3 separate regions of the Homo sapiens genome follow, and regions 1 and 2 are each linked to region 3. A link is a contact called in ENCODE Hi-C or POLR2A ChIA-PET data. All regions are on one chromosome and are shown on one strand. Each heading gives the region's core, a stretch centred on a gene start or an enhancer-like site at or near the end of the contact. The rest is flanking DNA. Distances are from core to core; before and after follow the strand shown.

Region 1 (3,857 bases), core at 1,046-3,545, 260 kb before region 3:
TTTCCATCAACTTTTATTTTATGTCCCAGGGTACATATGCAGGATATGCAGGTTTGTTACATAGGTAAATGTGTGTCATGTTTGTTGGCTGCACAGATCAACCCATCCCCTAGGTATTAAGTCTGTCACCCATTAGCTATTCTTCCCTGATGCTCTCCCCCAACCTTTACCCCAACACAGGCCCCTGCGTGTATTGTTCCCCCGCACCATATATCCATGTGTTCCCATCCTTCAGCTCCCACTTATAAGTGAGAACATGCGATGTTTGGTTTTCTGTTCCTGCATTAGTTTGCTGAGAATAACAGCTTCCAGCTCCATCCATGTCCCTGCAAACAACATGATCTTGTTGCTTTTTATGGCTGCATAGTATTATGGACTTTTTTATGATGTAGCTTAGTCTTAATAACATTACTGGTTATTTGTGCATAAGATCTTTCTGATTTAAATCTTTCCCCTAAATATTAAAACAGAAATGGGAAAATTTAATCTTTCTGAAAAGATCTCCTCTTTTTGTCATGTGGTTTTTAATGGCTTTTTATTAATACAGTCTCGAGCAGGGGTCTCCAACCCCCAGGCCACAGATGGGTACCAGTCAGTGCCTGTTAGGAACCATGCAGCACAGTGGGAGGTGAGTGGTGGGAGAGACAGCATTATTGCCTGAGCTCTGCCTCCTGTCAGATCAGGGGCGACATTAGATTTTCATAGCAGCAGGAACTCTATTGTGAACTGCGCATGCGAGAGATCTAGTTTGTGCTCTCCTTATGAGAATCTAATGCCTGATCATCTGAGGTGGAACGGTTTCATCCTGAAACCATTCCCCCAACCCACTCTGTGGAAAAATTGTCTTCTACAAAACCAGTCCCTGGTGCCAAAAAGGTTGGGCATTGCCATTATATATAATAGCTGAAGCGTATATACCAGGACATTTTTTTAAGTTCAAAATATAATTAGAGGCATCTCATTAAGATTTGTTTGTTTGTTTGTGACGGAGTCTCCCTCTGTCGCCAGGCTGGAATGCAGTGGTGCGATCTCAGCTCACTGCAACCTCCGCTTCTCGGGTTCAAGTGATTCTCCTGCTTCAGCCTCCCGAGTGGCTGGGACTACAGGCATGTGCCACCATGCCCAGCTAATTTTTTGTAGTTTTAGTACAGATGGGGTTTCACCACGTTGGCCAGGATGGCCTCGATCTCCTGACCTCGTGATCCTCCTGCCTCGGCCTCCCAAAGTGCTGGGATTACAGGCGTGAGCCACCACTCCTGGCCTAAGGTTTTTTTTTTTGGATTTTTTTTTTTTTAGATGGCCTCACTCTGTTCCCCTAGGCTGGAGTGCCATGGAAAGATCCTAATCTTTTCAAGGCTCACTGCAGCCTTGACCTCTTGGGGTCAAGTGATCCTCCCTGAGTAGCTAGGACCACAGGTGCATCACCTGTCTCAGCCTCCTGAGTAGCTCCTCAGCCTCCTGAGTAGCTAGGACCACAGGTGCATCACCACACCCAGCTAATGTTTTTTATTATTTTGGTACAGACAGGCTCTCCCTATGTTGCCCAGGCCGGCCTCAAACTCCTGGACTCTAGTGATCCTCCTGCCAAGTGCTTTGGGAGCACTTGGCCTCCAAAGTGCTGGTATTATATGTATGAATCACTGTGCCCAGCCCTCATTAAGATTTAAGAGAAGACTTTTACTCCCTGCATGCAATGGCTTATACTCACAAATCTCAGCAAATATCAGTTCTTCAAATGACATGACACTGACAAGAAATGGAAAGAACCGTTAAGAATAATAAAAAAGAGAAAGCTAACTTACAGTGACATAGAAAGAAATGAGACATTTCCAGAGAAGTAGTCAGTTCTTGTGATTATTAATTTTCTTCCTTCTAAACTGACTAATAAATAGCATTTTCAGTTACTTGCACCTTTGAAGCTTTCTGTAGCAGCATTGTTTCCATCACTGTGACATAAGTCTCCTGAGTACAACTCTTAAAATTAACCCTTTTGAGGTTGCCAGTGGTTTCAGTTTCTTTATATTCTTCTGCCTGTCACGCAGAAAAGTAAATCATTTTCTCTAAATTTGTCATCTTTTCTACTCTGTTATAGACCCGTCTTCATATTTTAATTTCCCTTAACTTTTGCAGTCTGAACAAATGAAGAAATCACATTTGTATCTTATTTTAAGTCCTCATCAAAAATTCAATTCCTTTTGGAGTTTTTCAAAAGCTTTCAATAGTGGAGGAGTTATAAGGAGAAGCGAGGTCAGATGGTTGACAGGAAGTGGGTAAAGTGTTTCATTGAGGAAGAGTGTGGGGTTAAAGAACACACAATAAAAGGAGACAAAGGAAGAAGTAGGGCCCCGTGGAAACAAGAGTCATAAAGACATAGAAGTGGAGTGCCAAATGTCTATATTTCTTCACAAAGATGACAAGATTTGAAAATACACGTCAGTGACAGTGGCTGGCAATCAACTACCACGATAGACCATAATGAAAGCCGGGTGGACAAGTATTCATTTCTTTGAAATGAATACTTTGAAATGAATAACTTTGAAAGGCTCAGATAAGGTCTCTGGTGTAAAGGAAAATACTCTACAAAAATTGATGCTTAAATGTACATGGGAGGAGCTTCTGACAATGTTCTATTTCTTGACTTTGTTAATGATCAATTATGCATTTTGGGATGATTCATTGAGTAATACACTAATTTGGGGCACTTTTCTGTGTGAGTGTTATATTTCAATTAAAAATGAAAGAGTAGCAAATAATAAATATTTGGCTTCCAACTTATTCAATTTTGTACTGTGTTCTTTGAGACCATTAGATTACCTAAACCAGTCATTATTTGTGTCTTTCTGAAGAGATCTGGTGATTTTCTTCTAATTCAAATCAACTCAACAAACATTTATCGAGTGGCCAAATGTGCAAGATACAAAAGGTGAAAAACTGCTCAAGAAGCTTACAGTCTAATGGGGAAATATAATGCAACGGGGTTAGAACAACAGCCTGGGCATGTAAATGGTGTCATAGTAAAAATGGGAATTCAGGAGTAGCATGGAAGAAGTAAGAGAAGGTTTTGTTCAGGAGGTGACTTTTGAGCCAATTAGCCAGTTCATACTGAAGTAGAAATTTCCTAATGTAGGAAAAGGCATTTCATACATAGGCGAAAGCATCACCCCACTATTTGTAAGTTACACGTAGATCAGTATTGCCAAGTTGTACACTTCTAGGTGGTATGAGTGGAGAGTTCAGAAGCAGACCTTATTTAAAACATTAGAAAGCCAAGTGCAGTGGCTCACACCTGTAATCCCAGCACTTTGGGAGGATCACTTGAGCCCAGGAGTTTGAAACTAGCCTGGGCAACAAAGTGAGACCCTGCCTCTACAAAAAAATTAAAAAACTAGCCAGGCGTAGTGGTTCACACCTGTTGTCCTGCTACTTGGGAGGCTAGGGCAGGAGGATTGCTTGAACCCAGAAGGTCGAGACTGCAGTGAGCCATGATCACATCACTGCCCTCCAGCCTCAGTGACAGAGCGAGACCCTGTCTCAAAAAAATATATAACAAATAAAATAAATAAGTATATAAAGAAATCATTAGAAGATCAGGCTGGGTGCGGTGGCTCACGCCTGTAATCCCAACACTTTGGGAGGCCAAGGTGGGTGAATCTCTTGAGGCAAGGAGTTCGAAACCAGCCTGGCCAATATGGTGATGCCCTGTCTCTACTAAAACTACAAAAAATTAGCCAGGCCTTGTGGTATGTGCCTGTAATCCTGCCACTCAGGAGACTGAGGTGCAAGAATCACTTAAGCCTTGTAGGTGGAGGTTGCAGTGAGCCGAGATCCCACCACTGCTCTCCAGCCTGGGTGACAGG
Region 2 (3,590 bases), core at 464-2,963, 300 kb before region 3:
TTGTCTTCGTTTTCTAAATACCTAATCCAATTAGGATTGTGTGTTGTGTGCATTTCAATAAAGTATGTCTTTAAGACTATTTCCCTTATTTGTGTATCCTGCATGGCTCTTTAGCTATTTAGCTAATAGTTGTTTAACTATTCACTTCCTCAAATAAGATGGCACCACATTAAGAATCTTATAAAATATTCTTTATTTACTATAAAACTGTCTGTAGTAACTTCCAAATCTTTTTTAAGAACATCTGGAAATTTAGGCCAGAAATTTGATTTATTAATAATTAAAATATAGCAATGAAATAGCATTTCACATCTATTAGGAAGGCTACTAAAAAACAAAGAAAATAACAAGTGTTGACAAGGATGTGGAGACATAGGAACTCTTGTGCACTGCCATTGGAAATGTAAAATGGTGCTGCCATTGTGGAATGCAAAATGGCGATTCATCAAAAAATTTAACATGGAATTCTCATACTATTCAGCGATTCCACTTGTATGTCTATACACAAAAAAATTAAAAGTAAAGACTGAACAGATATTTGTACACCAATGTTTATAAGAGTATCATTCACAATAGCCAAAAATGGAAATGACCCAAAGAACAATCAATGGATAAATGAATCAGCAAAATGTGGTATATACATACATACAATGCAATATTTTTGGCTTTCAAAAAATTAAAATTCTGATACCTACTACAACATGGATGAACCTTGAGGACATTATGCTAAGTGAAATAAGCCAGACACAAAGGACAAATGTGATTCCTCTTATCTGAGGTACCTGGAATAGTCAAATTCATAGAAACAGAAAGTAGAATAGTGGCTTCCAGGAGGTGTGGGGAAGGGATAACAAGGAGCTATTTTTTACTGAATACAAAGTTTCTATTTGGGATGATAACAAAGGTTTTGGAGATGAATACTGGTGATATTTGCACAACGACATGAATGTATGTAACGCTGTTGAATTGTACACATAAAAATGGTTAAAATGGTAAATTTTATGTACCTTTTCCTACAATTAAAAACATTAAAAAAAAATCGAATTTTTCAAAACTTTCATTTCTTTAGTGTTCTGGAAGAATTTACTCTGTCCTAAATGATACAAGGGAATGGGAACTAACTGAAGCACGTGATCTCTTGGCAAAATCAGAGATGTCAACGGGCAATTTGAAGCCTCTGGGTGAAAAGAAATAGAGAGCATCTGTAGATGTGAGGGTGATCTGCTGCAAAACCTGTCCCTCTAGTGATTGCAGAAATTCCTTCCTTCCTTGTCTGTTTGCATCTCCCCAGATGTATGGCAGTGGAGTGTGAGTTTCTCAGCTTGAACTGGACTCTTCATACTTCTGTTAATGGAAACATAAATACAGTGCACCCAATAACAAAATAGAACTATTCCTAGAAAAAAAAAATGTTTAAAATACATACATTCATAGAGTAATTATAAAGCAATCCAAACGCTGAATAACAGACAAAAGCAACTCAAGATCAGAACAAAGCTTTTGGGACCTCTAACAGGGAAATATGTGTATGATTGTTAAGCTCCAAAGTAAATAAAGCATGAAAACCCAAAACTGCTTATCTGTGTGGTTTTCATAGTGTCAATATATATGCAGAGTTGGTCTGACTGCACTGAAAGCCATTAAAGGTCATGGAAGTAAAAACAAAAGTCAGACTGTCTGTGTGAAACTTTGGCAAGCAAATGCCAACTTTCTTCAACATTTTCTCAGTTCTGAAGAAGTGAGCGAGAGGTGGCAGTAATGGTCTTTCTCTCTCTCTCTCTGTCTCCCCCTCCCTCCCTCTCTCTCTCAATTGTAAATTAAACCATTATTTTCTTTGTGCCCCCACAAATAGAATTCAATATTACAGTGAAATTTGCCAATGAAAGAGATGACCTGTTCCTTTTAATATCTGTTTATTTTCATGCATATTGCACCAAAGTTAAAATGAGAACTTTGTCCTTTTAAATTGACCTGCTTTGGGGAAAAAATAGGCACTCTCTTAGAAATGGCCTCCTCCTCGTCAAATTAAAATTGCTTCAGATCAGCGAAGACCACAAGAATACTCACTGTAGCCACATAGAATCAGGATGCCAGAAATAGCAAATCACACATTTTTCTTTAGTTGTGCAAGACAGCTTTTTAGTACAGATCAGGAAGCTGCTGAAATGTTAGGTTGATATGGGTGACAAATTATATTGGTTGAAAAAGTAGCTACACTCAGTGGGATGAATTTGCCTAGGTATTTACATTTACTCAGCAACTGGGTACTGAGGATAGCGTTTTGTTTTGTTTTGCAGAGGGGTGGAAAAGTATGGAAATGAAGCAGTATGTTAATTCTACAAGCATTTAAGGAATGATTACTGTATGTGGGACACTATGCTAGGTACAGTTGTGAGTTACTTAAAGCTCACAAGTGTTGAGTAATTTCCCCCAAGGTCTCATTGCTAATAAATAACAGAACATAGGCGTTTGTAATTCTAAAGTCCATGTTTTTAACCTCTATTCTATGTTAGTGCTCAATTACATTTGTTAAAAGGGCAAGGTTCTGCATTATATGTTCCTCTATCTGGACTCCCCCCATAACACCTGGATCAGTCTTCCCCAATACAGTTTCCCTTTCCTCAGTCCTCTTCTACGAACCAAGACATTCAACAGGTCTTACTCATTGACCCTAAGTTCCATATACCTGTGTTGCTGCTACTACAACTACTATTGCTACAGTTAATAGCACTAGTTCTATTACAATGTTACTGTTACTAACAATGAGAATTGATAAAATTCATTGAGTACTTACTGTATGGATGGAACTCTGAAAAGAATTTTGCACTTGATCTTAGCCAAAAGCCCAAGAAGTGATTGCTAAGGATTTTGTAAGCCTTATTTCATGTAACACTTTCAGTAGTAGTTGGAGATGCATGCGCTGGAAATAGACTTTTCTGGGGTTAGGTGCTAGCCTCTTTATTCATTAGCTGTGTGGCCATGGGCAAGTTGTTTAACTTTCTGGACTTTTGATTTCCTCACTTGTAAAAATGAAAATAATAAAAATATCTAAGAGAAGTTTGGAGAAAAATACATAATGTAATTTAAAGAAATGGCTAGCATACCTGATAAATATTAGCTATAAGTTGTCATCACTATTAATAAAAATACTATTAATAGTTTCATCCATTGGTAAAATCCCTGCCGTGTTCGTACTGTCCAGCTATGAAGAATTTTACCTTGGCTTATTTTTTATAACTATTTTTTTTTTAATTTCAGTTCCCTGTGTGAAACCCTATTTTGATCCCCAGTCCAATTTTCCGGATTGTTAGCCGTCTGTTTTATTCCAGGGGACTGGATCTTGTCCCTAACCGCTGCTCAGCCTCTGGCTGGGTTGCTGCACATCACCCACTTCTGCCTAACATCTCACCTAAGGTAGGGCATGCATCATTATAGCTACAGAGGAATCAAAGGTGAAAAGAAATAGTCCTGTCCTAAAACAACTTATAATCTTTAAAAAATAGAAAATATCATATCAGACATAACTTATACATCTCCTTGGATCCCAGTGGCCTTGCCCTGCCTGCCTCTCAGGCCATTAGCTTCTCCTT
Region 3 (3,527 bases), core at 281-2,780:
GAATGCCTTCTCTCCTCAAGGAAGAGAAAAACATGACTTAGGGCTGATTTCCCAGGATTGTCTCATGATTATCTTGTAGCCAAGAGGACCCAACATCTGGCAATCAAGTAGCCAAAACTACTTTTCTCTGGCTTTACCTTTGGAGTTACTTTAAAAAAAGTGTTTTTATAAGTTCTACTTCAACAACGTTTTGGGGAAAATGCTTACAGTTTAACAGTTTAGCTTTTGTTAGAAACAGTTGTTTTCCAACCTTAGGAGGCATGTAAATCACCTGGTGAGCTGGCCCCATCCCCAGACCTTCTGATTCTCTAGGTCCGAATGAGAATTTGCATTTCTAATAAATTCCCAAGTGATCCTCATATTGCTGGTTCAGGGATTACACTTTGAAAATCGTTGCTCCAAAATAAACTCTAAAATAAATTTTTTTATTTTATTTTTAAAGAGTACATCCTATTTTCCTAAACCTGAAATTTAATTCATATGGGAAGATAACACAGTAGACAATACATTTTAAGATCAGGAAAAAACTTAGAGATAGAAAATTGTAATCTTTGCTTTGAGCCAGCCAATTTTCAGCCAGCAATATGAAACTAGGCAAGCCATTTTACCTTTCAGATTTTCCATTTCTTTATAAACTAATGATAATAACATCTACTTTGCCTGGGACATGAGATTTTTGTGCCAGGCTAATCAGGAACAGAACAGCCAGGAGATCTGCTTGTTTCTATGGAAAACGAGATTTATACCCCATCAGAGAACTCCCTGAGGGCTGCCCACCTACAAGGAAAACTATTATGTAGCCTCACAAATGAGGCTGCTTTAGTTTTCTGGAAGGTAGTGTATTCTCTGCCCTTGAACCAAATTTCAAAACACCACCAGCAATCATGCTGAAAGGTCAAATGTTGAATCCTTATGATTCTCAACAAAGCTCTATGATAGAATCACCTGCTTTGAGAAAAAAAATGTCCATGCTCTGGCTTCATACATTCTGAGGTGGGGTCTGGGCATTCACAAATGAGTCTTATGTGGGAGCTGGGTTGAGAACCAACCTGTCAGTGACAGACTGTGGCCCCTTGCAGCATCCTGCCCTGGTGAGTGAAGTGAGTTGTATTGTGACTTCTAGCTTATAGATGATGGACAAATTCTGTGCACCACAAAGTTTGATTGCATTGGGGATATTAAATTCCCATGCAGTGAGCAGTCTATCACAGGACAAATGAGAGTGTCAGAGCAGGCTTTTTAGGGCCTGTGTTATTATGTTGAATGATAAACTGCTTGCAAGTGATTAAACTGCCTCCATAGACCTAGGCCCTCACTTTTTTCTTTTCAGATGATGCCATCTATCTTTGTATTTCTTGTTTCCTACCAACACACGTGTCGAATTGCCGCAAAGCATCTCAGTGCTTGAGAAGTCTGTTGAAAGAGATGTTTCATGCTTAATTTTCTTAGTCATGCAGAACTGGATCAAATCTGTGTCATAAGAAATTGGGCAACTATAAATAATCGTGGGTTTACATATTTTATTTTCAGGTTTTATTTTAACTTTTATCACTAGGAAAAGTCAAGCAGAACCATAATTTTGAGAAGGAAGTGAAACAGGATGGGCATGAGATGCAGATGGTGCTATGATCTGTAGAGCTTTCTCTGTATATTTCACTTGTGTTTCAGTTGTTTCAGTGGAACAATGAGCAAAAACTGAAGGTCATTTGTTCCATAAAGGATTTCTTGAAAAGCTATTATTATTAACATAGTTGACATTAAAGTAATTTGACCTGAGTAATAGTTGTCTCAGAACAACTTTCATTTGGTTCATATATCAGCACTAAATTACTTTTGATGATTCTAGAAAGAGATAGTTAGAAAACATAAATTGTAGAGATTCTGATGAACTGAATTCCACAGTTGAATGAACATCTTGGGACCAAGGTCTGTTAGTTTTTCCAAATGTACTGATAAGGAAAGACAATAATTTTGTGATGGAGCTGTTATTTTTAAAATTTTGACTGGAGATGACAAGAAATTCTCATCAGATGCTATGAACACTGCTCTTGGATACTTCCCTTCTTCTAGATACTTATTTTCTGATTATCTCTTTGCTTTGCTTTTTTTTTTTTTTTAGAAAATGGGTTATTTATCTTTTTATTATTGGGGTTGTAAGAATTTGTTTTTTTTCTGAGACAGGGGCTTGCTCTGCTGCCCAGGTTCAGTGCGGTAGCATGATCATAGCTCACTGCAGCCTCGAACTCCTGGGTTCAAGCAATCCTCCCACCTCAGCCTCACCAAGAAGCTGGTGCCCAAGCATGCACCACCACACCTGGCTAATTTTTGTATTTTTTTCTAGAGACAGGGTCTTGCTATGTTGTCCAGGTTGGTGTTGAACTCCTGGGCTCAAGAAATCCTCCCACCTTTGGCTTCCAAACTGCTGGGATTACAGGTGAGAGCCACTGCACCCAGCCTTTGCTCTGCTTTTTTGGTGACATAGGTTTGGTTTAGATGATTGCTTCTAGGAAAACTGTGTTAGCAACTCTGCAGTGTGTAGAGGTTCCTAAAGATGGAGAGGAGGCACAGGATTCTAGTTCTTGTCTTTCCAGCTAGCAGCGAACTGGGGTTTAGAACCAAATAAAATCAGAATTCCCACGGTGTGAGGAGAGGTACTCAGGATAAAACTGGCTTCAGACTCTGGGCAAGGCAGGGACTGGTCTATGTCAGCTGGAGGCATCTTTCCCAGACACTGGAGAGTGCATGTGTGGAGTTTCCACACTAGGCACAGTGTCTAGCTACCAGGAACAGAGGCTGGCACTGTTCTGCACCTATACCAGAAACTCAACAGAGGAGGCTTACTTTTATTCATATTGTTTTACTAACCATCCCCCACCCCATAGGAGGAAGGGGAAAAAATAACTTGTGAATAAAGTGGAAGAAAATTAAGATATAAAAAAGATTTGCTTGCCTTTTTTGTTTTTAAGGGTTTGTGAAGAGGCAAAAAAGGCTGAATCCCATTCTGTTCTTCAGGAATTATTCCTGAAGTATTTTGTTCTTTGTCTTAGATCAAGTCTGAAGATGTGAGATGTACTGCTACACATTGTTGTTATCTATTCTGTAGTGGAAATACACATTCCAGAACTGGATGTGGCATGGTGTAATTTTCCTGTCTAATTAGCCCTAGCACTCTTAAGTTAAAGGCTCACACTGCATGTCCGTTGGCATGACATCAGTCCACCACTGACTCTGACTGTCAGCAGGAATCTAAATATTTGGGCCAATGCATTTTGTCTAGAGCTTATATTTGTAGTTCAAAGAGAACTTCTTTGTAATGAAAAAAAAAGCATTTTTGTTATTATGTTTCCTCTTCTTTGGAATTAGCAACTATCCCAATTAAGCCTCTCTAACTTCTCCTACTTCCCCAATAGGCATACCTCTTGAACTGCTTTAGTTACCAACAAAAATGGGAATGATAGGTCTTTGTAATTAGCTTTTTAGAGATAGAAAAATCACAGCTATTAACCCCAGACTGTGTCTAATGTGGA

What was found. A loop is a pair of places that touch in the nucleus more often than their neighbours do. ChIA-PET counts read pairs that join two places held with the same protein, here RNA polymerase II (POLR2A). Pooled maps may share reads with other maps.
Region 1: a map with no recorded cell type shows a loop between it and region 3 (10-fold over the local background). The contact joins two enhancer-like sites. A Hi-C loop is called at or near these places in 11 of 37 single-sample maps with no recorded cell type and 5 of 50 pooled maps.
Region 2: a map of endothelial cell of umbilical vein shows a loop between it and region 3 (20-fold over the local background). The contact joins two enhancer-like sites. A Hi-C loop is called at or near these places in 2 of 168 maps with a recorded cell type or tissue (GM12878 and endothelial cell of umbilical vein), 30 of 37 single-sample maps with no recorded cell type and 12 of 50 pooled maps. POLR2A ChIA-PET finds 5 or more read pairs at or near these places in 1 of 52 experiments (OCI-LY7).

The regions. Positions count from the first base shown.
Region 1 is chr1:101,177,001-101,180,857 of GRCh38, forward strand. No RefSeq gene overlaps it. Among named protein-coding and RNA genes, the nearest start is that of S1PR1-DT, 58 kb to the right of the region's middle. Within about 2 kb of position 2,296, at least 5 of the 41 ENCODE cell types and tissues checked have a DNase peak (open chromatin) inside an H3K27ac peak, as active enhancers do.
Region 2 is chr1:101,135,263-101,138,852 of GRCh38, forward strand. No RefSeq gene overlaps it. Among named protein-coding and RNA genes, the nearest start is that of S1PR1-DT, 99 kb to the right of the region's middle. Within about 2 kb of position 1,714, at least 3 of the 41 ENCODE cell types and tissues checked have a DNase peak (open chromatin) inside an H3K27ac peak, as active enhancers do.
Region 3 is chr1:101,434,806-101,438,332 of GRCh38, forward strand. No RefSeq gene overlaps it. Among named protein-coding and RNA genes, the nearest start is that of LINC01307, 110 kb to the left of the region's middle. RefSeq lists an enhancer at 1,581-1,750. Within about 2 kb of position 1,531, at least 3 of the 41 ENCODE cell types and tissues checked have a DNase peak (open chromatin) inside an H3K27ac peak, as active enhancers do.